Regions from separate parts of the Mus musculus genome. Here all the other regions are linked to region 2. The links are chromatin loops, found by intact Hi-C in ENCODE. Cell type or tissue: left cerebral cortex. All regions are shown on one strand.

Evidence for each region. Hi-C counts contacts between places; a loop is a spot of excess contacts. Peaks named below come from ENCODE experiments on the same cell type or tissue, not always from the same donor. Only the 100,000 strongest peaks of a DNase experiment are listed, where the experiment ranks them.
Region 1: a loop joins it to region 2, with 2.3 times the contacts of the local background. A loop is called at or near these places in 3 of 42 quality-filtered maps.
Region 3: it touches region 2 in a loop (3-fold over the local background); 3 of 42 quality-filtered maps call a loop at or near these places.
Region 4: a loop joins it to region 2, with 7 times the contacts of the local background. A loop is called at or near these places in 4 of 42 quality-filtered maps.

Annotation. Positions count from the first base shown.
Region 1 is chr5:113,282,442-113,290,441 of GRCm38, forward strand. Sgsm1 (small G protein signaling modulator 1) reads right to left here. Exons shown (of 25, transcript NM_172718.3): 3 at 6,383-6,458; 4 at 4,784-4,946; 5 at 4,334-4,486; 6 at 3,186-3,253; 7 at 2,838-2,983; 8 at 2,539-2,670; 9 at 151-275. Among named protein-coding and RNA genes, the nearest start is that of Sgsm1, 24 kb to the right of the region's middle. In left cerebral cortex, CTCF peaks have their summits at 3,284 (motif pointing right) and 4,318 (motif pointing right); DNase peaks (open chromatin) are centred at 3,628, 4,305, 6,229 and 7,264; H3K27ac peaks cover 1,831 bases.
Region 2 is chr5:113,728,112-113,736,111 of GRCm38, forward strand. Ficd (FIC domain containing) reads left to right here and starts at 7,671. Exons shown (of 3, transcript NM_001010825.3): 1 at 7,671-7,938. In left cerebral cortex, CTCF peaks have their summits at 1,224 (motif pointing left) and 4,273 (motif pointing left); DNase peaks (open chromatin) are centred at 2,349, 2,655, 2,815, 3,232 and 3 more places; H3K4me3 peaks cover 942 bases; H3K27ac peaks cover 2,194 bases.
Region 3 is chr5:113,267,052-113,275,051 of GRCm38, forward strand. It overlaps Sgsm1 (small G protein signaling modulator 1), which reads right to left. Exons shown (of 25, transcript NM_172718.3): 14 at 7,241-7,305; 15 at 6,528-6,673; 16 at 1,650-1,778. Among named protein-coding and RNA genes, the nearest start is that of Sgsm1, 40 kb to the right of the region's middle. In left cerebral cortex, CTCF peaks have their summits at 3,188 (motif pointing right) and 4,884; a DNase peak (open chromatin) is centred at 4,631.
Region 4 is chr5:112,904,602-112,912,601 of GRCm38, forward strand. It overlaps Grk3 (G protein-coupled receptor kinase 3), which reads right to left. Exons shown (of 21, transcript NM_177078.4): 21 at 5,877-8,000. Among named protein-coding and RNA genes, the nearest start is that of Myo18b, 12 kb to the left of the region's middle. In left cerebral cortex, no CTCF peak of the experiment used is centred here; DNase peaks (open chromatin) are centred at 3,856, 5,537, 5,879 and 6,522; H3K27ac peaks cover 1,325 bases.

The DNA.
Region 1 (8,000 bases), 450 kb before region 2:
TCTGAAGCTACAGCAGCAGGGAGGCTGGGCCAGGTCACCATAACAACCAGTTCACACAACAGGCAGGCCTGTCTGGCTCTGAAGAGAGCATCTCCGTGTTTAGATGAGTAGAAGGTCTTGGGGCACATCCAACTGAAGTTCAACTCTTACCTCTTCTCGTAGTCCAGATCCCCCACAGACCCGTTCATCAGCTGATTGGGTGTCCACTTCAAGGTCATGACATCCGCTGTCTGGTGCAGAGACAGGTACCCTGGCACGGCCTCCATGTCATCCCTCTGCAGAGAGAAGAGATCTCAGGCCTGGTCATGTTGCTGGGCTCTGGTGGACACAGGCCTGAGCCTGCCTCAAGGATGCAGAAGCAGAATCAAAGGGTTGGGTTGTTTTTGGCATAAGCCCAGCGAGCAGAGAAACCACCTGCAGTCCATCCTGTAGATATTACCCAGAATCCCTCTCCCCAAGCCCCACCCACCATTCTTCCAGCAGCCTGAACCTCTGTCTGCCCAGAATCTGTGCATGGAACCTCTCATCCTCTTCCCATTATCTGAGGTCACTGGGCAGGCAAGAAAATGTCCCCGTCTCTCTTCTGGGAAGGACACCCTGCCCACTCCTGCCTGAGCTGCAGCCTTATCCATTCCTGACTTGAGGATGTCTGGTCACCCGTGGCATCTCTCAGCTGTGAAGTGGCTGTTGATGACCCTATTGCACACGAGCTAAGTCAATCACTCCCTCGATTGAGCTTGGGCAAGGCTGTTATTTTGCAGGGAGGACATGCGAGAGGAGCTTATGATTCAGCTTTGAAAGACAAAGCTATTGTGACTTGGACTCGAGAACAGGGTGACAGCCCATTACTCATCTCTCCAGGTCACCCAGTCCCAGATCCCCTTGGAAAGCAGAGACACCATGCTCCGTGGGCCTTTGGACCATTGCTGGAGATGACAGTGAACAGTCTGTACTTCACAGAACTTCTGGGTCAGAGAGGTCACCGAACTTTTTGTGTCAAGGGACTGACAGGAAGTACTTTGGGTTTTGTGAGCCATATGTGGTTTAGGGCAACCACTCACTTCTGCTGCCAGAGCCTGGCATGGTCCTGTTTCAATGTCTTGATGATTCATATTCATTCTCTCTCTCTCTCTCTCTCTCTCTCTCTCTCTCTCTCTCTCCCTCTCTCTCTCTCTCTCTCTCTCTCCCTCCCTCCCTCCCTCCCTCCCTCTCCCCCTCCCTCCCTCCCTCCCTCCCTCCCTCTCTCTGTCTCTGCTGTGGATGGAACCTTGAACATGCTAAGTCCTCTACCCTTGTTCTTAGCATTTGAAGCTTCCAGTTGGTCACTTGAAAACTGAGTACATCTTAAGTTCATTACTTCCTAAATCTAAGATATTAGAGCCTTGTACCCCCTGGGATGCAGATATGACAGCCCACAGGGCAAAACGACATGTGATCACCCAACTGTTAAGGCTGTGACCACAGAGCTAGGACTGCTTCCTTCTTCCTTCCAGCTGCACCACAACACCACACTGACTGTGACCCAATGACAGAAGACAGAAAAGGACAGCCTCCCTCAGGGCAGGCACTGCTCAGGTCTCACGCTCCACCTGTGCCCAGCCAGCCACTGGGGCACAGAAGGCAACCATTCACAGGAGCAGCTGTTGTGAAAGCAAATCACAATCCTGTGCCTTGTTTGGGCTTCTGCGTTGCCATTTCTACATATTGCAGTCCAAGGCACGTCACAACGAGTACTGGACAGGTGTTATCAAGGAAGAGGATCACCTTTATAAGACCACACCTCCGTCACACAGAGCATCTGGGTAAATGTTTGCTGAGCGGCAGCAAGAGTACATAGCCAGGCAGATGGCCTGGGGATGGGGATGTAGGAACAGACAAAAAAAAAAAAAAGTGGACAGCCAGGTGGGTGGACAGAAAGTGAATAGCTATACACACAAATAAAATCAACAAGGATGAAGGGAATGGAAGAGCTGAAGGGCAAGGCAGCTAGCTAGAGATACTGCCATGTGCCCTTATAGAGATGTGTGTGTGTGTGTGTGTGTGTGTGTGTGTGTGTGTGTGTATGTATGCATGTGTGTATGTATGTGTAAGTAGATAGATGATGGATGGATGGATGGATGGGTGGGTGGGTAGATGGATGGATGAATGGGTGGATGGGTGGGTGGATGGGTGAGTGGATGGATGGGTGGGTGGGTGGATGGGTAGATGGATGGATAGGTAGGTGGGTGGATGGATAGGTAGGTGGGTGGGTGGATGGGTGGGTAGATGGGTGGATGAATGGATGGGTGAATGCATGGGTTGGTGGATGCAGACACTGCTGGGACAATGAAGCAACGCAGAGGTGGCTGGATGAGCGGATGGCTATATTGATACATGAATTGATGTATAGATGGAGTTGTTGGTGAATATATGAGTAAACAGACGGGTGTATAGGTACATTAATAAAGAGGTGGGTGAATTGATGAATAAATGGACCACCCAGCCCCCATAACCTGTACTCAAACCCTAGGAACATGACCTAGGCACAGCGGAACTCACTGGCTGAACCAGAACATTGTTCTTTCCATAGAGCAGGGTGGCCCTGGAGTTCTGGTGCAGAGATTCTACATAGTCCCGGGCAGAGATAGATGGCCGGTCGTCCATGCTGCCACTGGAATGCCTCTTCTGGATCTGGTATCAGCACAAGGGTGGGGGGAGAGACAGAGAGAGACAGAGACAGAGAGACAGAGGGAGGTATGAGGCAGTGACCACAGTCAGGACTCCCACCCTGTTCCCTGCCTGCCCCGAAGCCAAGTCCAGACCCTACCAGAGACCATCACACTGCCCACCCATCTCACACAGAGCGCTGGCCGCTTGGTGGGCGAGTCCTGTCTCAGATGTGAGCTGTGGATCCGGTGTCTCTGGACCAGCTCGTCGGCTGAGGGGTCAGTCCAGAAGTGATCTGCAGTCTTCATCTTGGTATACTCCAGGGCACATGGCCCCACTGTGGAGCATACAGGGCTGGGAACCTGGCATCCCCAAGAGTGCCCCCACCCCAACTGCCTCAGAATGGTCTCCCTCAGAGCACTCCACTTCCCTCCAGGCAGTGAGGATGCCCCAGAGTCCAGCAAGAAGACACTTCAGAAGAGACAGGTCCTGAGCCCCAAGAACAAAGGACCAAATGCAATCCGCACCCGACCTCTTACCCAACAAAGAGGCCAGGATGGGTCCGTCCACCGGGTCCATCAAGAGTGCCTCCTTCTCGTAGTATTTACTATTGGGAGGAAAGGACATGCAGGTTTGCATGGCGAACACCAGAGGGCACACGGGGCGGACTAGGCTAGCCCAGCTGAGAGCCTCAGCTGCAAAAATAACTGTATCTCAGACAATTGATGAAAAATGCCTGGCCTGGAACTCACCGGCGCCAGCTCGCCACACAGCCGCGAGGCCTTTAGGAGAGCAAAAGAATCTCAGGCTCTCAGGCGACGCTGTCTTGTTACCAAGGCAAGAAAACGCTGTCTAGCTGTGGTGTAGACCCAAAGGCTGCTCTCACAGACTCCCCCACCCTGTCAGGTCAAAACAAATGCCAGCCCCAAGTCCCTGAAATTTGGCCCTGATAGAGGTGTGATGTCATCATCACAATGTTCATGCTGAAAGTTTGGGAATGCGCTTGTTGGCAAGCGATACGGTGGAGTGATTTTCCAGTTCCTTGAAAACTCATCTGACACATAAATATCAACATAGAGATGTAAACGTTAGATCAGGCTGGAGGGAGGGCTCCACAGTTGCGTGCCCACTGCTCTCATAGAGGCCCCGGGTTCGATTCCTAGAACCCACATGGTAGCTTACAATGATGCTGAGGGGTTATCAGGATGAGAACTGGTCGGGAAGTCTCATACTGTAAAACACTGACATCAAATTACTCTGGAAGGGTTAGCCTCATTGTGTATTTCAACAAGTCGTGGCCCGCTAGATTCATCTCTACTTCTTCTCTGTAAAGCACTCCGTGCTCTTTAGCCAGAGAGATCACCAAGGCACAGAGAGGGAGACTGACTGTCCTGCCTTCAAACAGCTATCAAGTAGAGGAGATTGCAGAAGGATGGATTCCAAGATCCCTCCTCCATCTTGACTTAAATGTGAAGCCCCTGTTTGCACATTGCTCTTCAGCACCCGAATCCTCTCCCGCTTTCAGGATAGGTAGCTCGGGGTCAAACATACAGACAGCTTTTGTTTAAGCCTTTCAAACCTCAAAGGAGTTGGGGGGGTGGGGGGGACACAAACCAGTTTATTCTCGAGGGTGCGGTTCCCAGAATGGCCAGCGGGTGGCGGCAGAGTGCAAGCGTCGGTCTCTCACCTGCTGTTTTCCACCAGGTAGTGGACGATTTTGTCCAGGACCCTCTCGAACAGGGCGGTGCGGATCCACAGGTGCTTGATGGCCAGCGGGGACAGGTTAGGCAGCTTCGGCAGCTTCCGCACGTTCTCTTGCAGGCCCTGGATCTGGTTTCGCCTTTAAGACCGGTGGTAGGAGAGAATACACTCAGGAGAGACAGAGAGGAAAAGGGGGGGGGGGAGGGGACAGGGAGGGGGCAGGGAAGGAGGACGGGGAGGGGGAAGGGAAGAGGAGGGAGAGAGGGAGAGGCAGGAGGTGTGGCTTTCGCCTGGCTAAGGGGACCAAGCATTTCCCTCTAGGCTCGCCCCAACCGCCCCCCACTCACACTCACGCCTTCCAGGCTCGTCCCAGCCGCGCCCCCACGCACACTCACGCCCTCTAGGCTCGACCCAGCCGCGCCCCACGCACACTCACGCGCTCTCAATGAGTTGCTCCAGTTCCTGGACCTTGCGGCTCAGCTCCTCGGCCGGAGGGAAGCCTTTGCCCACCTTCATGAAGAGCGCCGCGATCTTGTTGCTTCGCAGGAAGCCGGCCGCCCTCCGCCGCAGCCCGTGCAGCACGCAGGCCTCCACGGCCGCTGCGGGGACACAGTGGTCGGTAGCCGTCTTGTCTCTTGTGCACAGTCGCCAGCACCGACAGTGCAGAGAATCCCATACCCGTGTGCCAAAGGAGTCGAGAGGTTGGCGATTAATGAGCACGTGCACGGGGACCAAGGTCGGTCATCTCTGTGCATCCTGTCAGCCATCAGCCTGCCGTGTGGCTGTGGTCCATCACTCCCTCTCTTTTTGCTTTAACCTTCCCTCGTAAGAGTGCGCACACTGAGTGACCTATGGGTCACCATCGGCAGCTGTTGTCATTGTCACGATTGCCATCTCACTCACCATCATCTCCACCATAACCATCATCTCCGTTGTCACCATCATCTCCCTCACCATCATCTCCACCATCACCTCCACTATCACCATCATCTCCTCCGTTATCACCATCACCCTCACTCGCGCCCTCGCTACACTCATCTGTCACCATTGTCCAAGCTACATTTTGTGTCAACTTGACACAACTAGAATCATCTGACAGGAGAAAAGTTCAATTGAGAAAACACCTGCACAAGACCAGGCTTCAGGGAACCCTGTGGAGCATTTCCTCATTAGTGATTGATGGGGCAGGGCCCCGCCCATTGTGGGTGGAGCCATCCCTGGGCTGGTGGTCCTGGGTTCTATAAGAAAGCAGGCTGAGCAAACCATGGGGAGCAAGCCAGAAAGCAGCACCCCTCCATGACTTCTGCATCAGCTCCTGCCTCCAAGGTTCCTGTTCTGTGTGAGTTTCTGCCCTACATGGGTTTCTGCCCTGATCCAAGCTGAAATAGCTCCCGCAAGTAACTTTTGGTGTTTATCACCACAGTATAAAGCAGACTAGGACGTGCACTCGGTGGGATGGGGCCAAGGGAGGACATGAACCCTGGTCTGCCTACTACAAGGGATGAGGTTTCGCCCCCACCCTACCCCGCACGCTCCACGTGTAGCCAGGAACCAATACATTGGCGGAGGATGACCTTCAACTTGTGATCCTCCTGCCTCCACCACTGGAGTGCTAGGGAGACGGGCATGCGCCACTGTGCCTAGCTGTGGATGGAATCTGGAATGCTGAGTGTTTGAGGCAAGTGTTCTACCAATTGAGCTGCATTTCCAGCCCTCAGACCCCTCTCTCTCCATCCTTTACCCAGCCTGGCAGACACAGAGGGAGGAGATGGCTGTGCCTCAGCCGGCGGGATGAGTCAGGATAAAGCAAGCCCTCCGCGGGACACAAGAAGCAACCGCCCCACCGTCAGCCCCCTCACAGTTCTGCTTTTTCCAAATCCACTTCCTCCTGCAGAATGCCCTCGGGATCCCGAAATAACTCCAGAGTCACAAAGCCCGGTGTGATGCAAGAGCTGGCTCACAGGTACACCTCCTCTGCTGCAGCCCAGCCAGGAAGCTGCCCCCCACTGCCTCTGCCAAGGCGGTCACCACTCACCACAGAAGGAGATGATGTGGCTGCTGTCCTCGTGGACGAACTTTCTGGTAACGGCTTCTTCCATGATCTGCTTCACCTGAGGGGCACACGGGAGTGGGAGGGGCTGATTGGATGGGTTGCTGCACCTGGAGACTGTGAGTTCAGCACCAGAGTGTCTGAAGGTTGTCTGGGGTATTTGGACAACCCTTCTTCCTTCTACAGCCTCTTGGTCTGAAGTAGATCTGGGGCCAACAGGCACACACTGCCCATTTTGCTTAATTTGCATGGAGGTCTGTCACCTCTTCCAGAACTCACACAAAATGCCCTGCACAGCATTGCCAGAATTGTTCCCTTCCCTTGTCCGTCAGAGATCCTGTGCTCTGATTCCTGCAGCATCCTGTCTCTGTCTCCCCTCCAGAATATAAGTGTCACACACCCCCCCCATCCTGTCCTTTGCCTTACTGTGTGCTTGGTAAAGGTCCTGTGGGCACATAGTAGCTGTGTGTACTGGCTAGTTTTGTGTCAGCTTGACACAGCTGAAGTTATCATAGAGAAAGGAGCTTCAGTTGAGGAAATGCCTCCATGAGATCCAACTGTAAGGCATTTTCTCAAGTAGTGATCAAGGGGGAAAGGCCCCTTGTGGGTGGTACCATCTCTGGGGTGGTAGTCTTGGGTTCTATAAGAGAGCAGGCTGAGCAAGCCAGGGGAGGCAAGCCAGTAAAGAACATCCCTCCATGGCCTCTGCATCAGCATCTGCTTCCTGACCTGCTTGAGTTCCAGTCTCGACTTCCTTTAGTGATGAAAATGTAAGCTGAATAAACCCTTTCCTCCCCAACTTGCTTCTTGGTCATGACGCTTGTGCAGGAATAGAAACCCTGACTAAGACACTGTGTGAGTCTGAAGATACAGGAATTCAGTGGGTGGCATGGGGACAGTCAATGATGGGATCCAGGAAGCCCCGGGTTCAAGTCCCCATGTGGGATCCAGCAGGTTTGTGGGTGAGCTTTGGGAAACAGAGGCTCAGGAGAATCCACCTGCCAGGGAGGGAGAGATGGAATGGACAGAGATGGAATCCCGGCTTGGGGTGCACTATGCTGAATAACTCCAGGGAGACAGACAAGGTCTCTCAGGGAAAGGACAGCTGGCCTTGGAAACAGTACTTACCTCAGGGGCTGGAATGCTCTCTGACTTCCCTGGGCTTGCATCCTACTCTGCCCAGAGGCATTGTGGGATTCCAACAAAGCCTGTCTCTCTGGGCCTCAGTTTCCCCACCTTGAGACTGAGGTCACACAAGGTGATCCAAAGGCCTGTCCCAGAAATCCATCCCAGGACCTCTAACAGGGGCCCAGAGTAGCCACATCCTGGATCCCCACGCAGAGGGTCGCCATTCTGCGTTTTTTTCGGCACACCGCACAGCTAGCTGCCTGACAGGGGTGCCCCCGAACCCTGCTGCCTCCGCTTCTTCCTGCAGCTTGCTCCCAGGAGGCTCAGACAGGACAGAGCACCACCTGCACTCAGTCACTCAGCACTAAGTGCTCCAAGGTAACAGGTCAGCCGCAGCCCACCCTCCCTCGTCAGCACCAGCCCTCTGAACAGCTCCCGGCTCTGCCGCCCCCTATCGCAGCCCAGAAGTGTTCTC
Region 2 (8,000 bases):
GAAGGCCGAGCTTTGCTCTTGGCATGGCAAGGCTGAAATCTGGGTCTGCCATATGCTCATGATACTCGGAAACAACCTGGTTCTTTCTGCCAGGCATCTCTGGGACCAGGGTTCCGATGACATCACCTCCTGGGGTCCATCTGGCCATGGTTACCAAGGTAACCTGCTATGGGTCCTTTGCAGATCCCCTTATTGACCCATTTGGCTTCTCGGCTGTTGCCGCACTTGCATTGGCAGCTCTCTCATCGACCTACCCACCCCTCCATTCCCAGACATCCTCTCTCGCTCAAGGATAGCAGCCTTCTCAGATGCACATGGAACCAATTTACCTTTAACCCCAGTGGCTTCCCGTCGGCCTTAGAATAAGACCTAATTCTTCACTGCGGCTTGCAGGACTGCTGAAGCCCTGCCTGGCTCATTCTTCCCCATCCACGCCCTTCTCCACGTGGAGAATTCAAATCCCACCCTGAGTCAGTCCCTTGGTGCGGCAGGCTCTTTCCTCTTGTAAGCCTTTGCGTGTGCCTCGAGAGGCCTTCTCCTTCCTCTCAACCCTGCTTCCTCAACCCCTTTCCCCACTGTAAACACCAGTATAAAATGGCCCTTCGTCCAAGGCCTTCTACCCTGCCACCACCTTATCACTTTTGATTGTCTTGGTCCCTCCTTCGGCATCATCTCGTTCACTTATGGAATGTCAGCCTTCCTAACTCACCAGTACATAGCGTGGATCTGTGCCACCCTCGTATGGTACAACCAGAAATGGAACAGAGAGACAGAGACTGAGTCAGTCTAGAGGGGACGCTGTGGGTTGGGATGGAGGAGTACAGTGCCATGGTACAGTTCTTGCACAGTGTGCATGGCATCCCATGGACAATCCCCTGCACTGCATAAACTGGGCATGGTGGTATCCATCTCCAACCCAGCGCTCCAGAGGTGGGAGTAGAAGGATCAGAAGCTCAAAGTCATGCTCAGTTACACAGAATGAGTTTATAAAAGCAGAAATCCCTTTGTTTTGTTTTGTTTTTTCCTTCCCAGCCCCTGCTCCTGGAATGGCGATTCTGAGACTAATTTGTTACTATTAAATGCCTCAGCCAGGCTGGTGAGGTGGCTCAGTAAGTAAGAGCACTGACTGCTCTTCTGAAAGTCCTGAGTTCAAATCCCAGCAACCACTTGGTGGCTCACAAACATCCTTAATGAGATCTGATGCCCTCTTCTGGTGCGTCTGAAGACAGCTACAGTGTACTCATTTATAATCTTTGGGCTGGAGCGAGCGGGGCTGACCAGAGTGATCAGGGCTGACTGGAGGGAGCAGAGGTCCTAAATTCAATTCCCACCATGAAGGCTCACAACCATTTGTAGAGCTACACTGTACTCATATACATAAAATAAATAAATCTTTAAAAGAAGAAGAGGAAGAGGAAGAAGAGGAAGAGGAGGAAGATGAGGAAGATGAGGATGAGGAAGAGGAAGAAGAAGAAGAAAAAGAAAGAAAGAAAGAAAGAAAGAAAGAAAGAAAGAAAGGAAGGAAGGAAGGAAGGAAGGAAGGAAGAAAGAAAGAAAGAAAGAAAGAAAGAAAGAAAGAAAGAAAGAAAGAAAGAAAGAAAGAACTCAAGCAGGGCAGGAACCTGGAGGCAGGAGCTGATGCAGAGGCCATGGAGGGGTGCTGCTTACTGGCTTGCTCCCCATGACTTGCTCAGCCTGCTTTCTAATAGAACTTAGTGCCACCAGCCCAGGATGCTCCACCCACAATGGGCAGGAGCATTCCCTACAAAATTATTAATTAAGAAAATGCCAAGCCAGGCGTGGTAGCACACGCCTTTAATCCCAGCACTTGGGAGGCAGAGGCAGGCGGATTTCTGAGTTCGAGGCCAGCCTGGTCTACAAAGTGAGTTCCAGGACAGCCAAGGCTATACAGAGAAACCCTATCTCGAAAAACCAAACCAAAAAAAAAAAAAAAAAAAAAAGAAAGAAAGAAAAAAAGAAAGAAAGAAAGAAAGAAAAAAAAAAAAAAGAAAATGCCTTACAGACTTGTCTACAGCCTGATCCAATGGAGGCATTTTCTTAACCATGGCTCCCTCCTCTGAGATGACTGTACCTGCCTGTGTCAAGTTGACAGACACCAGCCAGGACAGGGAGGAAGGACATGCACCATGAGGGTGTCAGAGAACCTGCTTGGGTGTCAGTCCTTGTCTCCCATCTTGTTTGACGCAGGGTCTCCTGTTCTCTGCTCTGCATTTCAGTCTTGCTGGTCCGTGAGCCTCCTGCCCCCACGCTGGTGTGCTGAGCTTGCAGACACCGGGGTGACATGTGCTTGTGCAGCAGGCGCTTTAGCCACGGATCCCAGCCCAGAGGTGTTAGCTTGAGAAGAACAGGTTGCCTAGGCACTCAACTTACATCTGGTTCCCTCTAAGAACCCCCAGATGCCGCCAACCTCTCTGATTAGGGTTGAGCTCATGTATTCAGTAATTAAAGAGCATTTCCTCAGCTCCTGACATAAAGCCTTTGGATGTCTGACCAAAGCCACCCCCACCCTGCCCCACGAAAATGCTCTCTCAAAGAGAAGCATAGAGTATTAAGAGCTTGGCTTCCCTGGCCAGCAGGAGCCTGTGCTCATTTCCATGGCTCCTGTTACTATGACAACACAACACTTCCACCTACAGAGCTTTTGGGTATCTGGATGAATCAAGGGGTCAGGGAGGTATGTATCCCCTCTGACCTGCCCTGGTCACCTTGAGCAGATGAAGCAGAGGGTCTGGAGATTATGGGGGTGGCTCCTCTGGGGCCCCACTGCATCCTGATTTATGGTTCCAAAGCCGGAGGAGGAGAGAGTACTAGTCACGCCTTGGTGAGGCTGAGAGTACACTGAGCGCCTGAGGCAGTCTCTGAATCCACACTGCATCTTTAGGCTTTTCTGACCATTTAAGAGTCCTTCAGCTGGGGAGGGCTCATGCACAGCTCGGGGAGACGGTGACTAGAGGAGTTGGCTGCGCATTCAGAAGCTCCTGGTCTGGATCAAGGAGACCGGACCACTCAGCAGAATTACTGCTGGGCCTGATGAGGGAAAGGCCAAGTGACCGGTCAGAGGCTTCAAGATAGAAGATGGTCTTCATACCCTTCCCTCATGACAAGTCTCACAGGGAACTCTCCCACATACCAAGCGCAAAGGCGACAGAGGGCATGTGGCTTCCAAAGACAAATCATAAAAGGCACTGCCCAAAATATACTCTGGAGGCAGAGATTTGGCTGTGTCTGCCTCCCCGATGGTGGGATTAAAGACATGCGCCACCACGCCACTCCTGGCTGATGTCCACTCTGGAGCCGTTCAGCCTGGGAGTGTCCCAGCTTCCTGCTTGAAAATACTCAAGCACCCTGCACAGTGGACCTGCAAGTCTGAGTACAGGAGGCCTTGCAAAGAGGTCTCCAAGCCTCAGAGAAGCCTTCAGACACTGAAGGGCACAACACAGCTTCACTAATCTTAAGAGATACCACCATTGCCAACGGTCCATTTTTTTTTTTTTTAAGATTTATTCAAGCCAGGCGTGGTGGCGCACACCTTTAATCCCAGCACTTGGGAGGCAGAGGCAGGTGAATTTCTGAGTTCAAGGCCAGCCTGGTCTACAAAATGAGTTCCAGGACAGCCAGAGCAATACAGAGAAACCCTGTCTTGAAAAACCAAAAGAAAAAAGAAAAAAAAAAAAAAAAGATTTATTCAAAGCTATAGAGATGGCTCAGAGGTTAAGAGTGCTGACTGCTCTTCCAGGTTCTGGGTTCAATTCCCAGCAACCACATGGTGCCTCACAACCATCTGTGGTTGCTGGGAATTGAACTCAGGACCTCTGGAAGAGTAGTCGGTGCTCCTAACCATTGAGCCATCTCTCCAACCATTCCCCCTCTTTAAAATGATGTATACTGGCTGTCTCAGCCTGGTCTGTCCTTTGGAACCAAGACATCTATCTCAACTAGAAAAATATGGCAGACATTCAGAAACACAGAGGCTCGTGTTTGGTTTGGGTTTTCATAATGGATATATTTTTCACACAGCCATTTTTCTAAATTCTTTGTCATGAGTTAAGATGAGCGATTTAAAAAGAAAAAAACCCTCCTACTCCTGTGTGCCTCATGGAGGCAGTTCTACCTAATACAGAATGCTTCGGATAGAGAAAGCCAACTTTTCAGGATTACTTCAGGGGCCATATTTTGTACACCCAACACACAGCTTCTCCTGACAAGGCCATTCCAAAGGAGCTACCGCCTCCTGGTGGCCACACAGCCCTAACACCCAGCGCTCAGTCTCTCTCCCCTGCAGGTTTTGTTGTTTGGGTTTTGTAGTTGTAACATTGTTACATTTTTCATTTCCCACACAATATATGTTGATTCTATTCCCCCTCACCCTCCTCCCGACACTCCTGAGGACTCCAAGATCAGCTTCTTGCAGATTACAACCTGGCTCACAGACATGCCGACTGTTAAAAATGTTGAAAACGTCACCAAACAATCCAGGACAGATGATGCTTTTGAGAACTGGGGCTGGGGGTTAGGGGGCGTGGTCACAGTCACCGGTCAGACTTAACCCAGCATAAGAGCTGTGGGCTAGACCTCAGCTGCAAAGGAAGCCCTGTGCTCTCTGGTAGCCCGCAGTCCCCTCCCCTCCCCAGTGTCTCCCATTCATCGGCAGGGCCCTTAGACCTTCTGGATTTGCCCAAGTCTGTTAGAGACTGTTTATGTTAGCCTCCCAGGAAGCCTTGGAGAGAGGAGGGCCCTACACATGGCAATTTTATGTCTGAGTGCCAAAAACTTCAGAGGGTAAGTGACTTGCCCGGGGTAGTGGCCCTGTGTGTGAATGGCCATCAGTCTAGCCTGAGATCCCCTTGTCTTCTGTGACAGCAACTCCACCTTCACACACTGGTTGCCTCCTCTGTGAAAGGCTTTTACAATGAAATGACCACTTAGGGTGTCTGAATGACATCTTAGAGATTGCTCAGAGAACATTGAAGACCCTTGATCAAGGGTTAAACATAAGATCCTCTGTGCGGGCCTGTGCTGTGCCGTCCTGACACAGGCTAGAGCAGTGGTTCTCAACCTCCCTAATGCAATCACTACAAGTAATGACTATTCCTGGTTGTCAACTTGATTATATCTGGAATGAACTACAATCCAGAATTGGAGGGCTCACCTGTTATCCGAATCTTGAGACTGGGAGACACAAGTTTCTAGATCTTGGGGTGGCAATCTTGAGGCATAGTGGCCATGAAAAGCTTAGGCTCTGGGGCTGGAGAGATGGCTCAGCGGTTAAGAGCACTGACCGATCTTCCAGAGGTCCTGACTTCAATTCCAGCGACCACATGATGGCTCACAACCATCTGTAATGAGATCTGATGCCTTCTTCTGGGTGTGTCTGAAGACAGCAACAGTGTACTCATATACATAAGATAAATAAATGAATCTTAAAAAAGAGGGCCAGGCATGGTGGCGCACGCCTTTAATCCCAGCACTCGGGAGGCAGAGGCAAGCAGATTTCTGAATTCGAGGCCAACCTGGTCTACAAAGTGAGTTCCAGGACAGCCAGGGCTGTACAGAGAAACCCTGTCTCCAAAAGCCAAAAAAAGAAAAAAGAAAAGGAAAGAAAGAAAGGAAGGAAGGAAGGAAGGAAGGAAGGAAGAAAGAAAGAAAGAAAGAAAGAAAGAAAGAAAGAAAGAAAGAAAGAAAGAAAGAAAAAAAAAAAAAAAAAAAAAAAAGCTTGGGCCCAGGCAAGGCCTTTAATCCCAGGAGACTGAGGCAAGGAGATCTCTGAGTTCAAAGTCAGCCTGGGCCAAAGCAAGTCCCAGATCCAGGCGTGGCGGTACACACCTTTAATCTGGGCCACACCTTTGCTGGAGACCTACATAAGGACATTGGAAGAAGGAAGATTCGCTCTTCTTCCCCTGCGTGCACTTACTTGCTGGCACATCTGTTGGAACCTACTTCTACAGAAGACCAGCTGAAAACACCCAGCCTCGTGCAACTGAGCAACTACCGGATCCTTGGACTTCCCACTCACAGCTGACTATTGTTGGAGAGTTGGGCTACAGACTGTAAGTCATCATAACAAATTCCCTTACTATATAGAGACTACCGAAAAGTTCTGTGACTCTAGAGAACCCTGACTAACATACTACATTATAAAATTATATTTAAACATAGTTTCCTCATGCTGTGGTGACCCCCAACTATAAAATTATTTCATTACTACTTCATAGCCATACGCTTGCTACTGTGATGAATCGTAATGTAATGTAAATAGCTAATATGAGAGCCCTGTGGGGTCATGGCCCACAGGTTGAGAATCACCGCACTAGCGTTATCTGGAGGGAAAGGAACTTCAATTGAGAACAATGTTTCCATAAGATCCAACTGTAGGGCATTTTCTTAATTAATGATTGATGGGGGAAGGCCCCGCCCATTGTGGGTGGAGCCATCCCTGGGCTGGTCAGGGGGTTCTATAAGAAAGCAGGCTGAAACCGGATTTGGTGGTATATGCCTCTAATCCCAGCACTCAGAAGGCAGAGGCAGAGGCGGGAGGTTGGGGCTAGCCTGGCCTATACAGTGAGTCCCAGACCAATTTAAGCTACCTGCAGGTGACAGATCAGTAAAGTAGATTGACACCACCAAGTCAGTCTGCTAGTGGCAGAGCTGGGATGCGAACCCAGGGCTGTGTGGCTCCATGAAAAGAGTCCCAAATCCAGAACCTGAGGGCTAAGGCAGGTAGGAGCCAAACTTGGTGACCTGCGTTCAATCCACAAACCCATATGGTAGAAGGAGAAAGCCCAGGTTTGCAAACTGATCTCTGTGCACGTGCGCGCACACGAACTTTTTTTTTTTTTTTTAATTAAGAGATGTGAGCTGTTGTCCCATTCTGCCGTTGAGAAAACTGATCCAAGATCACAAGAGACTGAGGGCAAAAATCTGAATCTGTGGGCCGTCTGACTCCAGAGTGTGCCCAGTAACCTCTCAAAGCAGGCCCTGGGAGCTTCCGGTTCAATATTTGTGGGTTGAGATGGGAGCCCTGCCCTCTGCACCAAAGAAAACTTAATTTGGTAAACAAAAAGCCATAGCCAGCCGCTCCAGAGAATGCAAACTAAAAAAGGTCAGGAGGGCATGTTGGCTCAAAATGACCCGGGTTGAATACTAAGCCAGCTCGGGCTACACAGTAAGTCCCGACCAACCTGGGCTACACCGTGAATTAATTCCTAGCCAGGCCTGGTCTACACGGTGCGAAGCCATCTCAAAAACAAAAGTAGATTAGAGAGGACAAGAAAGGGGGTAAAGAAAAGGGACAAACGGTGAAACCGGGACTAAGAAGTGGGAAACGTTTGGTGATGTGGCTACTGCCATTGCACACCAGAGAAACTGAAGCACACAGAGCCTAGGTGGAGGCCCAGGAAGGTAGCAGATGCTGGGACGGGAAAACAGGACGCAAATGCTCGCCCTAGCCGGTGGCCTCGACCCCGCCCCATGCACACAAGCGACAGCCAATGGAAGCGGCACACGGCGCGCCTTTCCCGGGGGGATGCTCTAGCTAGCTCTAGAACCCGGAAGCGCGGCGGATGGACAAGTCGAGACAGCCAATCCGCCGCGGCAAGGGCGGCCGTCCGTCCAATGGCGAGGCGACGGGAGCGGGGCGAGGTGGTGGGGGCGGGGCCTGCGACCGCGGCTGCGGGGAACGGCCGCGCGGGTTTGGATGCTGGAGGCGGGCACGAGCCCTGGGCCGGTTCGTAGCGGGAGCTCGCGGCAGCCTCATTCCACCCCCCACCCCACCCCCCGCTTCGGGAGTAAGCCGAAGTCTGCTGGGCTCGAGCCGCTGCACAGGCCGCGCGAAGTGATGACGTGGCGGGTCAGGCCCCGGAGCTCCGGCGCCGCCTGTCAGAACGGCGTCATCCCTCATCTGTAAACCGGGAGCTACAGGTAGCTTGCTCGCTCTTCGCAAGGGGGCTGACAGCGTGCAAGGCTGGCCGGCAGCGCAGTGT
Region 3 (8,000 bases), 460 kb before region 2:
GTAAATAAATAAAGGTTCATAGCATCGCCCAGCTACCTATCAGCAAAACCTTGGTGTATGCCCAGGGTAAGTGTTAACTCACTAAAAGGAAACAGGCAGCAGTAGAACAATTTGGATGGATCTAGAGATTGTACTGAATTTAAAAGTCAATACCCAAAGTTTCCACACTACAGAACTCTGTTTATACAACATTCTAGATGTGAGAAGATTCTGGAAATGGAAGACGGGAGGAGGAACCCGGGGGATGATGGCAGGATGGAGGTGGGCGTGGCTACAGAGGGACCAGTGAGGATTCTTTTTGTTTGTTTCTTTTATGGTTTGTCGAGATACACTTTCTTTCTGTAACAGCCTGGCTGTCCTGGACTCACTTTGTGGACTAGGCTGGCCATGAACTCACAAAGCTCCACCTGCCTCTGCTTCCAGAGTGCTGGGATAAAAGGTGTGTGCCATCACACCTTGTAGTCTCCCTCCCCCAGCCTGAAACCTGCTTGCTCAGGGGTGGAGCTTGCAGCCTCAATCGTTCTGCCATGCCCACTGCTGGAACCTGCCGCTTTGCTGTTCACCCTGCTATTGGACCCCAAGATTAATTGGCAGGAATCGGGCCCCTTCCCCTGCTTTATATCTGCGTGCAGAACAGTAAAATTGAGCTTTGATCAGAATGCCTGTCTTAGCTACATTTCTTTCTCTCGCCACCTAGCCCCTCTTCTCTTCCAGGTTTCCAAAATGCCTTTCCAGGCTAGAACCCAGGTTGTGATCTACTGGCCAGACACAACAACACCTGACCAAGGTGAGGATTCTTAAGGCACCAGCAATGCACAAGTCTTGATACATAAGAAAATAAGTACATACACACCGTTGTATACACACAGACACACATACCAGTGTGTATACATGTACACAAACACCAGCATGCATATGTGGAGACACACACACATACACACACACACAGGAGGATGGAGGAGCCTGAGTGGGGTGGGATGCTGTACCAGCATCAGTGAACTATGACAGCATAGGACATCACAGTTCTGTTGGAGGTCACCATAGGGAAACTGAGTAAAGGTCACACAGGTCTCTGCAATGCTTCCTACAAGGCACGGGAGTCTACATGACCTCAAAACAGGAGGTCGGCTTGTTTGAAAATTCTCTCATGTTGTATTTCCACCAAATAGCTTTTTTCCTCCATGTTCCTGTTTCTTCACTGTGTCACTCACCAACAAGACTGTAACAGGCAACCAGGGCTCTACTGTACCCAGAGCTCAGCTGCCCAGTACCCAGGTGCACAGGGCCCAGCTGCCCAGTATCCAGGTGCATAGGATCCAGCTCCCCAGTGCCCAGCTGCACAGTATACAGCTGCCCAGTACCCAGGTACATAGTGCACAGGTGCACAGTAGCTAGCTACACAGTGCCCAGGTATACAGTGCTCAACTCCCCAGTACCCAGGTGCACAGAGCCCAGCTGTATAGTGCACAGCTGCACAGCACCCAGCTGCACAGTGTCCAGCTGTCCAGTACCCATCTTCATAATACCAGCTGCATGGTGCCTGGCTACACAGTACCCAAGGGCACAGTTCCCAGCCTCACAGCACCCAGCTGTCTAGTTCTCAGCTCCACAGCACCCTGGAACTTTCATTGTCCTTACAGGTAACTAACCTCTTTCCTCTCCATCTCTGTCATCCCAAACTGGTAGTGGCCGAGGAGGAAGGGCCACACTGCCCTGCGGATCTCAGGCTGGACACCTCCATAGTAGATGAGACGCAGCAGCTCCTGCTCCGGGTAGGTCTATGGGGGAGGGGTCAGAGGGCAAAAGGTCTGGTCAACAGGAAGCCAGAGTGGCCTGTGAGTCATGAATGAGCAAAGCCATAACTTTTGTGTCTGGAACATTCCCCCAAAATGCTTGTGTTAATGACTTGATCCCTAGTTTGGTACTATTGGAAGCTGGTGGGGCTCTGCAGAGGAGAAGCCCACATAGGTTTAGGTCACAGTGGAGGATGGTGGCTCAGCCCCACAGTAAGCCTTTCTGTTTTGCTCTTTTGCCATGTTTTCCTGCCAATTTGTCCTGTGTTGCCGAAGGACCACAGCCACAGGGCCTTCTGATCTCCACAATGAGAGCCATGATAAACATCTTTTCTTTATAAGCTTCTGGGTCTGGGAACTTGTTACAGTAACAGAGAGAGAACATACTACAGGGACCTGTAATTAACTCTGATATCACACGAGGAGCTAACAACCCAACCCACCCAACTACATCTGTGTGTGTGTGTGTGTGTGTGTGTGTGAGAGAGAGAGAGAGAGAGAGAGAGAGAGAGAGAGAGAGAGAGACATTACTTCCTAGGGAACCACACAGGGAGTTGTAAGGGCGACCGGCTCAGGTGTGAGGACTGATGTGTGTGTGTGGTGGTGGTGGGGGGGGGGCAAAGTGTGAAGTGGGGAAAAAGATAAAGATGTGACCAGGGATGATATAGGATAGCAGGTGTGAAGGACCATGCTGCAATTCAAGCACTCAGCGCAGGTCAAGGTCATCCCTAACTACACAGAGAGTTTGAGGCTAGCCTGGGCTACATGAGACCTTATCTCATGATGAGGTAAAAACAACAACAACAACAAAACAAAAAAGAATAGGTGAGTTAAGAGGGAGAAGAGGAAGAAGGGAGAGGAAGAAGAGGAGAGAAAAGGGAGGGAGGGAGAGGATTAGAGGGGGATAATTGGGGGGGGAGCATGTGCCCAAGGCTGTGCCTAATGTACTAGCAATCCCATTTAATTAACAAATGCAATCTCATCTCTAGTCAGCATGAAGAAAATGACTCTAAAGCAAAAGAATTCAAAGTGAGCATTTTCAGAAGCTTCTTCTGACACCCAGTGTTCGGCACAGCAGGGTAGCTTAGGGCTTTCTCTAGTTCGGGCTTAGCTTTGTTGCTTCAAGAAAATCCACCGGGCGAAGCCGCAGCTACAGTATAGCCTTCCTTGGGTTGCCATGGGAACTCTGACCACTTAGGTAGATAATGTCAGAGTCTTTAGAAATCAGAAAACCTGGCTGTGGCACAAATGCAAAGTCCTCATCAGAAAGACTTCCTTTCTTCAAGGGGTTGGGGGGAGGGCGCTCTCTGGAGTCACTTGGATGTCCACTGTTTCCCTTGGTTTTTATTTTATGTGCACGAGTGTTCTGCACCATGTGCCTGCAGTGCCCACAGAGGCCAGAAGAGGGAGCCGAGGCCCCTGGAGCTGGAGTTACAGCAGGCTGTGAGCCAGCATTGAACCCAGGTCCTCTGATAGAGCAGCCAGTGCTTTTAACCACTGAGCCATCTCTCTAGCCTCCTTGGCTTTAATTTATGAGTTATAAAATGACTCCTCTGAAGTTTCTAATTCCTTTTTTAGTGTGAGTCTCTAGGGGTTTGTGAGTTCTGTTGTCAGTTTGCTGGTACATACATTTCTATGGCGTTCACATGTCCAATCCATTCCTTTGCCTGTGGAGTCTGTAGTGGTGTCCCCTCATTGGCTTCTGACTGGTCACCTGTGTACCCTCTACACACCTGTGCTTCTAATAAGGGGTTTCCCAGCTTTGCTGGCCTTCCCTAAGAGCCAGCTTTGAGTTTCTTATCTCCATTCTCTGTGTGTTCTAATTCTTTTCTGATCACTATCTTTCCTCCTGTCTGTCTGCTTCAGGTTCAGTATGCTGCCCCACGCACCACTTCCGGTTCCTATGATAGAAGGTTAAGTTGTTGATTTGACATATTTTTACTTTATAGATACAAAACTTAGACCTATGTATGCATATATGTATGTATAATGTATGTATGCATGTATAATGTATGTATGTTACATGTATGTATAACGTGTGTTACATATATGCATTATAACATATGTATGTATGTGTATTTATTTGATATGATACTATGTGTATGCCTGATCCCTTCAGAGGCCAAATGATGGTAGGAGATGCCCTGGAACTGGAGTCGCATGCTACGGTGAATTGTCTGATGTGGGTGTTGGGAAAAGCAAGCGCTCTTAACCACTGAGCCATCTCTCCAGTCCCTGAACTGTAAGACAATGCTATGTTAAATTTTAACATTTCCTGTTTTGTTTATGATCTTGGGTCCTGTTTCTTGTAAATGCCATAGCTACAATTATTTGCTGGAGTGACAAGAGAGGAGATGATATTAAAAATAGAAAAGCTATTTCCAGGACTCCTGGAGCCACGGGACTACATTTCCCAGACTCCTTTGCATTCACGTGTGGTCACATGACCGTTTTTTTTTTTGGCCAGTTGGGTGTGAGAAGTAATGGATACTATTTGCAGGTCTGGGACTAGGAGGAAGTTGGTAGGTTCTCTCCGGCTTCTCAAGGGACCATGAAGTGGAAGGGGATGCCACTGACACAGCTCACCAGTGAGAAATAAACCCAGTGTTTCCAGGCAACAAGGCAGCGGGGACAGTTTCTGGGATTCAGTGTACAGCACAAGAAGGCAGCTAAGCCTTAAGAAAGGACTACACCAGACGGGGGAGGGAGTGTTCATCAAGTAATTCTGGCTCATCCACTGTTTCACCCAATTTGACCTTAAACTGGTATCTCCCAAACTGGATCACGGAAGCACTCCGGGGACTTCAGAAACAGACGTGGGCTCTTCTCCCAGAGATGCAGATCTGGAGCAGAGCCTAGAAGCCAGTTGGGCCTGTAGCTCCCCATGAACTAGCAGGCTCACGCTGTGCCCGTGGGAGGCAGAGAGAGTACTCTGGCTTATCTATTTCAGGTTTTATTACACTACAATCAACTTCTAGGAACTCATTCGAAAAATCAAAATGCCAGGGGTATAGAAGGGCGTGCGCTAGTGCTGCCGCTGCACTACCGGAAAAGAATTCTTTTTAAAAAGAGCAAAAAGGAAGCCAGGAGGCGCACGCCTTTAATCCCAGCACACAGGAGGCAGAGGCAGGCGGATTTCTGAGTTCAAGGCCAGCCTGGTCTACAAAGTGAGTTCCAGGACAGCCAGGGCTACACAGAGAAACCCTGTCTCAAAAAACCAAAAAATAAATAAAATAAAATAAATGTTTTTAAAATAAAAATTAAAAAGAAATATAGATGAGGTGGATACAAATATATTCCTATCACTCTATAGCTATAAACAAGAGACCAAAGACATGATACATAAGTTTAGAAACTCTGTGTATATATAATAAACACAGAAATATATAAGATCTATATAATAATACACAGGCATAAATATCTCTGTGTATTTGTAGATGTATTGATTAAAAATCCTGATGAAGTATATGATATATAACTTCTATGTCTTTTTGTTTGTTTGTTTGTTTGTTTTTGAGACAGGGTCTCCCTTTGTCGCTCTGGCTGTCTCAGAACTCACTGTGTAGAACAGGCTGGACTTGAACTCACAGAAATCTGCCTGCCTCTGCCTCCCAGGTGCTGGGACTAAAGGCATGTGCCACCAGTGCCCCACTTCCCTCTTTCTTCACAGCAGTGGATGAGATGACCAGCTGTCCCATGCTCCTGTACCTTGACTAACTGTGAGCTAAAATAAGCCCTTACACCTTTAAATTGCTTGGGGGGAGGGGGATTATAACTGCAACAGGAGAGAAACTTTGTTGCATATAAATCCACAAAGCTTTGAAGCTATAGATACAGCAACAGGAGAGAAACTTTGTTGCATATAAATCCACATACCTTTGTAGCTATAGATACAGCAACAAAACCAAGGGTACAGGCAGGGTGACTGACAGCGCTGGGGCAGGTGCCCAGACTGTAGCCTGAGTCAGATGGACAGGGTCAGAGCAGGTGCCAAGGCCACAGCCTACATGCATCCCAAAGTAGGTATGAACTTGGTCCAACACATAATCAGTGACTTAATCAAAACATTATGCTACGTAACTGAGGCTATCCTGGAACTCACAAAGTGTCTTAGGCTCGCCTCAAACCCACAATCCCTTTGCCTCAGCTTTGTGAACACTGCAATGACAGGTATGTGCCACCATGTCCATCTTAGCTGTCCCTTCTCTTCTCTTCAAAGTTGAATAGCCTTGTCCCCAATGCTTGGGCCCTGAAGGGTTTCAGACTTAAGATTTTCTTGCAAGTTGGAATATTTGTATGTATGTATGTGTGTGTGCATATATATATATATATATATATATATATATATATATATATATATATATAAGTATGGGTCTGTTCTAAGTCCATGTATTTAACATACACTTATTCACACAGCCCACAGGTCACTATATATGGTATTTTTAGTGCATAGCATGTTTGTGACCTGTCACGTGAGGTCAAGTGTGGGATTTTCCATTGGGGTTTTATGTCAGAGTTTCAATTCTAGAAATTTTGGATTTTGGTTTTGGCACTGGGATACTGTACCTATGCATTTTCCCTGACTCCCTCACCCTTTCATCTGGATGGGACTCAAGTCAGCTGTGGAGTTGGCAGGCCATGTTCAGAGAGGCATACCTACCTGGGTCCCCATGAGTCTGACCTGACAAGATGGCACCCCTCCGTTCTGCCCTCTGATGAACAAACCCAGCTCACCGTGCTGTCCTGGATGTATTTTTCCCAGATGCTGGCTGTCAACCCTTGCCCAGCGTCACAGGGCAGGTCTGGAGACACGATCATGTGATTGACCAGGGCTGACAGGTGGGTCCTCACGGTGGACAGGTGTCTGCAGTAGGCGAGCCCTGGCCAGGGAGGGAAGGCAGGCTTCATCTTCTGCCCACCACACTTCACTAAGTCTCTCCTGGAAGCTCCACAGGGCTACCCACCTCTATCTTCAGGAACTCTCAACCCAGAAAATTCTCATTGTCCCTTTTCCAGGGGAGGAACCCAAGTTGAGGATGCTGTCACTGGGTGTCCTGACAACTAAACCTAAGGGACGATTTGTCTTTGGACAGACACCACTCTCCTCTGCTGGAAGCTACCACATTTAATAGATGTGCTGTGGGCAGGGAAGGGACAGGGAAGTAGGAGGAACCAAGGACTCCTGGGCTCACCCTAGGCCTGTCTCCCATTCCTATAGAAACAACTAAAGCCGGATGTGGGCAGAATCCCTGATGGATGGAGAAGGGAATGTCTGAGAGATACCAAGTACTCTGCTTGCTTTCCAAGCTAGTCCTGTCCCCTCAAAGGAGTGCCTGCCACGAGCACCTTCGTCCGCTTTGCCCTGGGCACTGGGAACATGCCTGGGGCGCGAGGCACTTGATAAATGCTTCTTGCAGACAACAGCAGGATGGGGGATGTGCACTCACATCCATAGAAGGCTCTGGAGAGGATCTGGTACTTCATGTTATCACACAGCAGTTTCAGTGGGGCCCTGCAGGAGAAGGGAGGAGCAGAGGGACACACACAGCTTAGATGTTCTACAAAGGAACCATCCACGCTCCACACAGTAGATCGAAGTCAACTGTCAGGACAGAGGGAGGCCACTGTGCCCACCCCACCCCCATGCCCCTTCTCTGTCACAGCCCAGGTTTCTGTTGGGGGGATCAGCCATTCATAGCGTTGTGTCTCCATGGCTTAGATGCCCTGGACGATCACCTGAGACGGCTGGCTGGCAGAGAAGCAGTCATGTGACCCAACCTGGGCCAATGAGAATCAGCCCTGGGATCTGTGCTTGTATCTACCTGGAAGCATGCTCGTTTTTTCCTGCCCCTAAGCCAGCAGGATACATAGTAGTGGCTGCTGGAAGTCTTGGCCACCACCAAGGAGGGCCAGCCCAAGAACACAGCACCATAAAGGCCCTGGCCCGGCCCACAGACCGGGAGATCAGGAGGGCTGTTCCTGTTCTGAGCGTTGGGATCCAGCCAGGCTCAAAGCTGTGTTCCCTGAACCTCTCAATCATGTGAGCACATCTTTTTTTTTTTTTTTTTTTAAGATAGGGTCTTATTCATTATATAGCTCAGGCTAGCCTGGGACCCACAGCCCTCCTGCCTCAGTCTCTTGGATGCTGGGAATCACTGGCTTTCTCCATCACACACATTCATTCTCCCCCCTACCCTTCGAAACAGT
Region 4 (8,000 bases), 820 kb before region 2:
GTAACCCCTTACTCTTTCTAGGTGTAATTGCTGATCTGCATTCCTGCGTAGCTTGTTCATAAACCAATTGTTCAATTAAAGGCATAGCTGCTTCTGGGTCTCCAAATATCCTCCCTGCTGCCCCCGTCATTCTGGCCACAAAGTCTGAGAAGGACTCCTGTGTACCTTGAGTAGTCTTGGTCAAATGTCCACTTGCCTCTCCCTTCTTAGAGAGTGCCTTCCATGCCTTAACAGCAGCAGCTGAGATCTGAGCGTATGCTCCCCAATGATAATTTGTTTGGTTAGCAGCATGCTGTCCCTGACCTGTAAGCAATTCAAATGTCCATGTTCTTTGGTCCCCTTCCATGGTGGCATTGGCCCTTGCCTGTGTCTGGCAGGAGTCCTGCCACAAGACTTTCCACTCAAGATACATTCCCATACTGGGGGCTGCAGCTTTTACTACAGTCTGCCAATCACCAGGAGTCATAGCGTGATTCGCAAGCCTTTCGAGTTGTGCTATAGTGAAATTAGTGCTGACTCCATAATTGCGAACTGCTTCTGCAAGCTCCTTAATCTGTATATACTCTACCGGAGCGTGAACACACCCTCCCTCAGATCCTTCAAAAATTGGGAACGCTTGCTGCACTTTTCTCTGTTCCTCTTTTGGAATGAATGAATCTGAATGATACCTCTGCACATAAGGCTCTGAATACCTCTGCACATAAGGCTCTGAATGGTACCTCTGCACCTAGGGCTGAGGTGCACTAGGACCCTGAAGCCGACAGTCCGGAGGCCGACCAGCAAGCTGGCTTTCGCCAGCCGCTTTTTGCCTTTTTCTGGACTGAGTAGCTCGCTTTTTATCTTGCTGGTACCTTTCTCCCTTATAACGAACTGCTTCCTCCTCCAAGTCCATTTCTTCAGAGGAGCTAAGTCCTTCATCTGATTCTGAGCTACTAAGAGCTAGCCGCTTAAACTCATCTAGTGGCGGGTATAAGTTCCTTCTCCTAGAAACCTTCACTGATTGATCTTTTTTCTTTTCTTTTTCCTTCTCCTTCCTTCCAATCTCTCCCCAGGTGTTATTCCCTGACATTGACTTTTCCTCGGGTTCAAGACCTGTGGAAAGGCCTGTATGCTTAATTGGTGCACCATGTTTCCTCTTTGCTCCTACTCTCTCTCCCCGCTTAACCTCTGATAGACTGTCTTGAATTTCGTCCAGAATTCTCTGCCCTGCCTTAACCACTTGTTGACATGTGAAAAAGAACAAAAAGGCTTCTAACACTGGAGAAAGTTCAAGGCCAGACATACCTCGTAAAGCTGTAATGTGTCCCGCAGTTCTGGTTCCGCCCCGTGAACAAGGGATCTCCCTTGCACCAGTGTGATGGTAGTTCCACTTATTGCCCGAGCTTTTGTCCCCGCTGGCAAGAACACACTCAGGACAACCGGAATCTTCTGCGGCAAAGCTTTTATTGCTTACTTATCAGGAGGGAAGACCCCCAAACCGGGAAAATGGCGCTGCTTATATAGCCTGCAGCGTGATATTTCAGCACCTGATGTGGCGTGACAGCTCCTGATTCACTGCTCGCCCATCACCCCACTATTACGCCCCGAGAATGGGCAGTGATAGGAGTGAGTTCACTCTTGCACTTGCGCATAAGGCTTGTTTACTAGTTAGGCGCAGTGGAAGCCAGCGCTATCTTATAAGATGGCGATTGCTCATGGCACGCACGTGATTGCTTGTGGCACGGCTCTCCACAACAGACTAAACACAAATTAGTTTTAGCAGCAGTTTGATCCAGCAGAAACCAAAAATTAGCTGGAATACCACAAGAAGTTCTTTGATGTGTTTCTCTCTACAAAGTGAAGACCAGTGAAGACCAGCTAAGAAGTTGAGACCAGTGAAGCGTTCCATGGCCAGCAAAGACCAGCGAAGCGTCCCACTGTGTCCCAAGGCAAGCGCTTCCTCTCACTGTTTGTGGGGTTCCACTTATACTCTTTCCAAACATCATGCACCGTCTCAAGCATTGCTCCAGCAAAACATCCTCTCCCAAGGCAGCTTCCAAAACAACATAACACGGTACAACTGAGCTTCAAAAACAAAAAACAGCAGGGCGTGGTGGTGCATGCCTTTAATCCCAGCACTTGGGAGGCAGAGGCAGGCAGATTTCTGAGTTCAAGGCCAGCCTGGTCTACAGAGTGAGTTCCAGGACAGCCAGGGCTATAAAGAGAAACCCTGTCTCGAAAAACCAAAACCAACCAAACAAATAAACAAAAACCAGAAATCTCTACTTCACCAGAGCCCCACCTTGCAGAAAGGGTCCTTTCGCTGGTTGGGTTTTGTCAACTTGACACGTGCTAGAGTCATCTAGGAAAAAGGAACCACAATTGAGAAAATGTTCCCTTTAAACTGGCCTATAGACAAGTATATGGGGCATTTTCTTGATTAGTGATTGTTATGGGAGGACCCAGCCCATTGTGGGCAGTGCCATGCCTAGGCAGGTGGTCTTGGATGTATAAGAAAGCAGGCTGAGAAAGCTACGGATATCAAGCCAGTAAACAGGATTCCTCCATAGCCTTTGCTTCAGCTCCTGCATCCAGGTTCCTGCCCTAAGTGATACATTGTGATACATTGTGACACACTGTGATACATTGTGACCTGAGAAATAAGCCCTCTCCTTCCCAGCCTGCTTTCAGTCATGATGTTTATCAGCAATAGGAAGCTACTAGGACGGGTGTCCTGGGTATGACACCAGAAACTTAAACAGAAGGAGTTCTCAAATTGTTCACCATGCAGACAGGATTAAAGGGTCTATGGACAGACAGTCATAGAAGCACTTTGGAAACTGACAAGAAGAGTGGAAAGCTGAGGGGTTGGAGGCAGGACCAGCCAGTCAGGCTGAAATGGGGAAGGCAGGGAAGCCATGTAGAGAGGAGTGAGGTTGCGAGCTGAAGGGACAGCTGACCCAAGGCTACAATGGGGAAGAGACATCATGCCAACTTCCTGCTTCTCCTAACAAAGGCCACCTGAGCAGGCTTCTTTTTGAGCGTGTCCCCAGGCAGTCTCTGAGGAGCCTATTGGTCCAGCCATGTGAGAGGTTCCTGGGTCTCATGAGAGTAACCCATAATGTACACTGGGCAGCTGGAGGAAAGCAAACGGCTCAGGTTACATGACCGCTGCTGTGGGTGACCGGACCCTCCACAGTTGTGCTTGATATGTGTACATGTTTTCCAGACTTGAACCCCCATGGTGGGGTACACTATCCCAAGCGGTGATAACTTATGAAAGCCTCTCCACATTGATATTCTTCTAGGCTCTAGACAGCCTGATGAAAACTATCCTCTAGATGCTACAGATGAATTCTCCCATAGTAAAAACAAGTTAGTCCAAGACATTACACACACACACAGAGAGAGAGAGAGAGAGAGAGAGAGAGAGAGAGAGAGAGAGACAGAGACAGAGACAGAGACAGACAGAGAGAGACAGAGACAGAGAGAGACAGAGAGAGAGACAGAGAGACAGAGAGACAGAGAGAGAGAGAGAGAGAGAGCTCTGTTATTCAAAGTGATACGGGTCCAGGTTATTTAAAGTGACTGGCTGGGGATGAGTTGAGTGTCCTTGGAGGGAAGCCAGTTCCCTTTCGTGTCATTACCTAAGGGGTGATGGGATTTCTGTGGCATTCCAGAGGACTAGGAGCTCTTCAGCTTTCGTCACAGACATGTAGGCTCACACAAGGCAGTGCCTCCTGCCCACAGGACAGCTATACAAACCAGACTAGGGTCTCCTGCCAGCTACTGGCTGAAAAGTTTTAAAGTCAGCACTAAGACACTCCAGGGAGGCTCAGTGGTGGCCAGGCCAGTGGTGACTTCCTTTCTTCCCTAATTAGCAAGAGACAGGGCTTTTCCTGTCCAGCTCAAAGACAGGAAATACCTAGCTGACCCCTGACTGTAGATCCTAGCAGCTGAGGCTTGGAGCTCTGGCTTAAAGGGGTGTGCATCATAAGAGCCACTCAGCACAACTCTGTGGAGCAGGGGCAGTATGCAAGGAAGGAGTTCTCTATCCAGGAAGAGAACCCAAGTCATCTTGTAAGCTGATTCGGGTGTGTGCCGTGGTTTTCCACATGCTGCAGGCAAGATGAATCTCTTCATATAGGCCTAGACTCCATTTTGAAAGGTTTGGGAGGCTCCAAAACCCTGAAGCCTGGGCAAACAGCTGTACTATGAGGCCAACGGAATCAGCAGCCATGCCTGTCCACTCCTTCAGTATCACGGAATCATCCCATATCAATTTCACCCAAAGTCAGCATCCTTTAAATTGAGTCACCAATACTGTAGCAACTTGGTGCAGTCTTCAATGGCAGACAGGGTCAGCATGTCTGATTAGGCATTCTTTATCCTTGTCAGTTGGGGTTGATATGAGCAGTTTTCCAGCATAGAAAACCAGTCGGACTGCTCCAGAATGGAATGACTGTGGTACCTACCACTCCCGGGGCCAGGGATTGGTGATGTGGACCAATCAGTATCACATGCAGGGCTGATGATGATTAATACAGACTGACTGTGATACGCTACCCAGGACCAATGAACAGAGACTTGGAGTAACATATGATTACATGTGGGAACTGCTTCAACTGCTCCTGAGATGTTATCAGGGGGCTGTAATGGCTACTGATGGTTGTCAACTTGACTATATCTGGAATGAACTACAATCCAGAATTGGAGGGCTCACCTGTGATCCAGATCTTGAGGCTGAAAGACACACATTTCTGTCCAATCATTTTTGTTTGTTTGTTTGTTTGGTTGGTTGGTTGGTTGGTGGTTTGGTTTGGTTTGGTTTGGTTTTTCGAGACAGGGTTTCTCTGTATAGCCCTGGCTGTCCTGGAACTCACTCTGTAGACCAGGCTGGCCTCTAACTCAGAAATCTGCCTGCCTCTGCCTCCCAAGTGCTTAGATTAAAGGCTTGTGCCACCACTGCCCAACTCTGTCCTGGTCTTGGCAAGGAGATCTTGAGGCATAGTGGCCATGAAAAGCTTAGGCCCAGGGAAGATACTACATGTCTTTAATCCCAGGAGACAGAGTTCCAGGTCAGCCTGGGACAAAGTAAGTCCCAGATCCAGGCATGATGGTACACACCTTTAATCTGGGCCACACCTTTGCTGGAGACCTACATAAGGACGTTGGAAGAAGGAAGATTGGCTCTTCTTCCCCTGCGTGCACTTACTAGCAGCACATCTGTCGGAACCTACTTCTACAGAAGACCAGCTGAAACACCCAGCCTCGTGCGACTGAGCAACTACTGGATCCTTGGACTTCCCACTCACAGCTGACCATTGTTGGCATAAATGGAGCCTAGAGGGTCCCCTTAAAATAAGAACCAGCACCAGTGAGGGTTATTCCCAGGTGTGAGTGTTTGCCACTATGATCCAGCTTTCCAAACTGTTCTGAATAGAAAGGAGTAAGAAGGCACATTTAAATCAGCTTTTCCTCGGAGTAGTTTTAAACCACAGTTTGTCATGGATAAAAGAGAGGGGGAGAGGGCTGAGCTGGCATGGTTACTGGATGTGAAGACCAGTAAGACTGAAGGAGGATAGCATAGATGGAAAATGCCAAGGCTCGCTGAGCAGCCCTGGTTCCCACAAGGCCATGCTGGCTAGAGAAAGGTTCTATTTGATCAGCTCACAGGGCCCCCTGGACAAGGCTGGCTTTAAAAACTAGAGCAGCGTCCTGAGTGACCAACTCTGGAGGTCACTCTCCTAAGTGCTTGGGGGTGCAGCACCCTTGATGGCTGTCGAGGGAGAAGAGGTCAATTTCCAGCAACCCACCTGCAATGCCTTAAAAAACCCACATGCGTGTCTCGGTTGGGGAAGAGTCCACGTCAGGGAAATGAGATGTCAGCCTCAAGCCACTGCTTGTAGGAGCTTGGTTTTATTGTTTCAGCAACACAAAAGGCTGCCATCTCTCTTTAAATAACAAACTATACAGATCACAAGAAGCAGAAATACAGATGGTTTCCATGGGAACGCACATACGGATTCAATAAATAATATAAAATGCTTTTGTGCTAAAATAGAACTCTTGTCTCCTAGTTACAGGTCCATCCATCTCTGTTACCAGAAGAAGCCAGATCTGCTATTACTTAGAACATAGAAAAATATAATTTAATAACAGAACTAAAAAAAAGCCAGTGTTGAATTTATAAACCACATACAATACATATAACCACAGGGCAGGTGAAAAATCCAAGGAAATGGAGGGAAAAAAAAATCACAGTTGATAATCAGAATGATGGCTCCACTCCCAAGCTGCTGTCAAAGATGTTTTACATTTAGGGCAAAATAAAAAGGGATGGCATAGGTTTCTGTTTCCTGGAAGGACTCAGACTATTAGAAGCCGAGACCTAACTCTACGCTATGGATTTGAATTAGCTGTAACGACTTCTGTCCTTCATGAAAGGCGAACATTTCGAACCAAGTCTCTGTGGCTGCTTTTCAATTGAAGGCCATTTAAAGTGCGTGGTTTCCCACTTTGGGAACATGGCACCTTCGGGTGGCTTGTAGGAGTGTTCACACCTGTGTCAGGAAACAACTCCGTCTGTTAGTTGATTTGTTCCTAAGGCAGGGTTTCCCCTGTAGCTGTAGCCCAGGACGTCCCAGGACTTATCATTCTCCTGTCTCAGTGTCCTGAATCCTGGGGCTGCCAGTCTGAGGTGCTGTGCTGCGTTCTCTCTTATTTGTCTAAGTTGACAAAAGCAACCAACAGAGAAAATGCTAATGTCCACCAAGAATGGAGAAGAGGCTTTGGGCTCATCCTTCTTCATTCCCATAGCAACAAATAAAGGAAAAGAGGCCTTGAACCAACCAATGAAGTTAAAGCAAGAGGTCCTATTAACATGAATGTGAGCAATTGAGACTTTCGAGTAAACCTCACTTAGGAAGAGAAACGATTTTTTTTTTTAAATTTAAATTATGGAAGTTCCAAGTAGAAGTGGAATCAAACATGTAGGAAGGCGGTGATGCCATTCTGAGGTTCACCACATCTAAGTTGGACACGCACCCCTCCACAGCCCATTCATGGACAGTGACTAGGTCACAGCCTCACACTGCCTGGGCGACACAGCCACAGTCTCAGGTGACAGACTCAGTGTCCGGGGATGTACCACTGATGAGGGACCTTCCTGGGAATGTCCATAGAAGAACACGTGGCGGCACCTTCATGACGGGGCAACTCGGCCTCAGGAACGAAGCAAGTCTTGCAAAAATCCTTGGGGGATTCTGAGGGCGTGTCCCTTGAGCTCCCCTCATTCCCTCCTTGGTGGGTCATCATGCCAAGTGTGTGGCTTCCATCAGCCAACCAAGCCTTCTCCCTCTGTCCTTACCCTACCACTGAAACGGTGAGTTCCTGTACCGAGTTGCTCTGCCTCTCTGTCACACTGACCACTGGTGAACAATCCTGGCTAGTGGGGCCTCAGAACAGCTGCTTCTCACAGACACATAGCCAAGGTCAAGGCGGCCACTAGAGATAAATCTTATTAGTTGGCTAACAGTCTGCTGCCCGCTGTCCACACCCTCTGGGAATTAAACCCAGAATCTTGGAGATGTAAGGCAAGACCTTGGCCCAGAGCTACTGCCATAGCCCTTGGTGTTCTGGAGGCAGAGACTTGCCATGTAGGCCAGGCTAGCCTCAAACTCATAAGCCTCCTGCCTCTGCCAATCAAGGCTGGGCTTGTGAACCTGCAGTGTCTTTCCCCTGTAGGTCACCATCCATCCTTCATTGCTGGTTTTACATGGACAGTTTGTAATGTCAGCCAATGGGCCTTTCAATGTGCACACTTGAGTATCAGTAGCAAGACAGGTTCCTCTGTCAACCACTACAGTGTGACAATTTCCACAGGCTTTGTTTAAAAACAAAAACAAAAAACAAAAACAAAAACAAAAAACCCACACATTTAATTATGACCCAGAGGAAAAGCAGGGAGCCCTAAGGACAAGAGGGTAGTTTAGATTAAAATAAATAATAAACAAACTGGG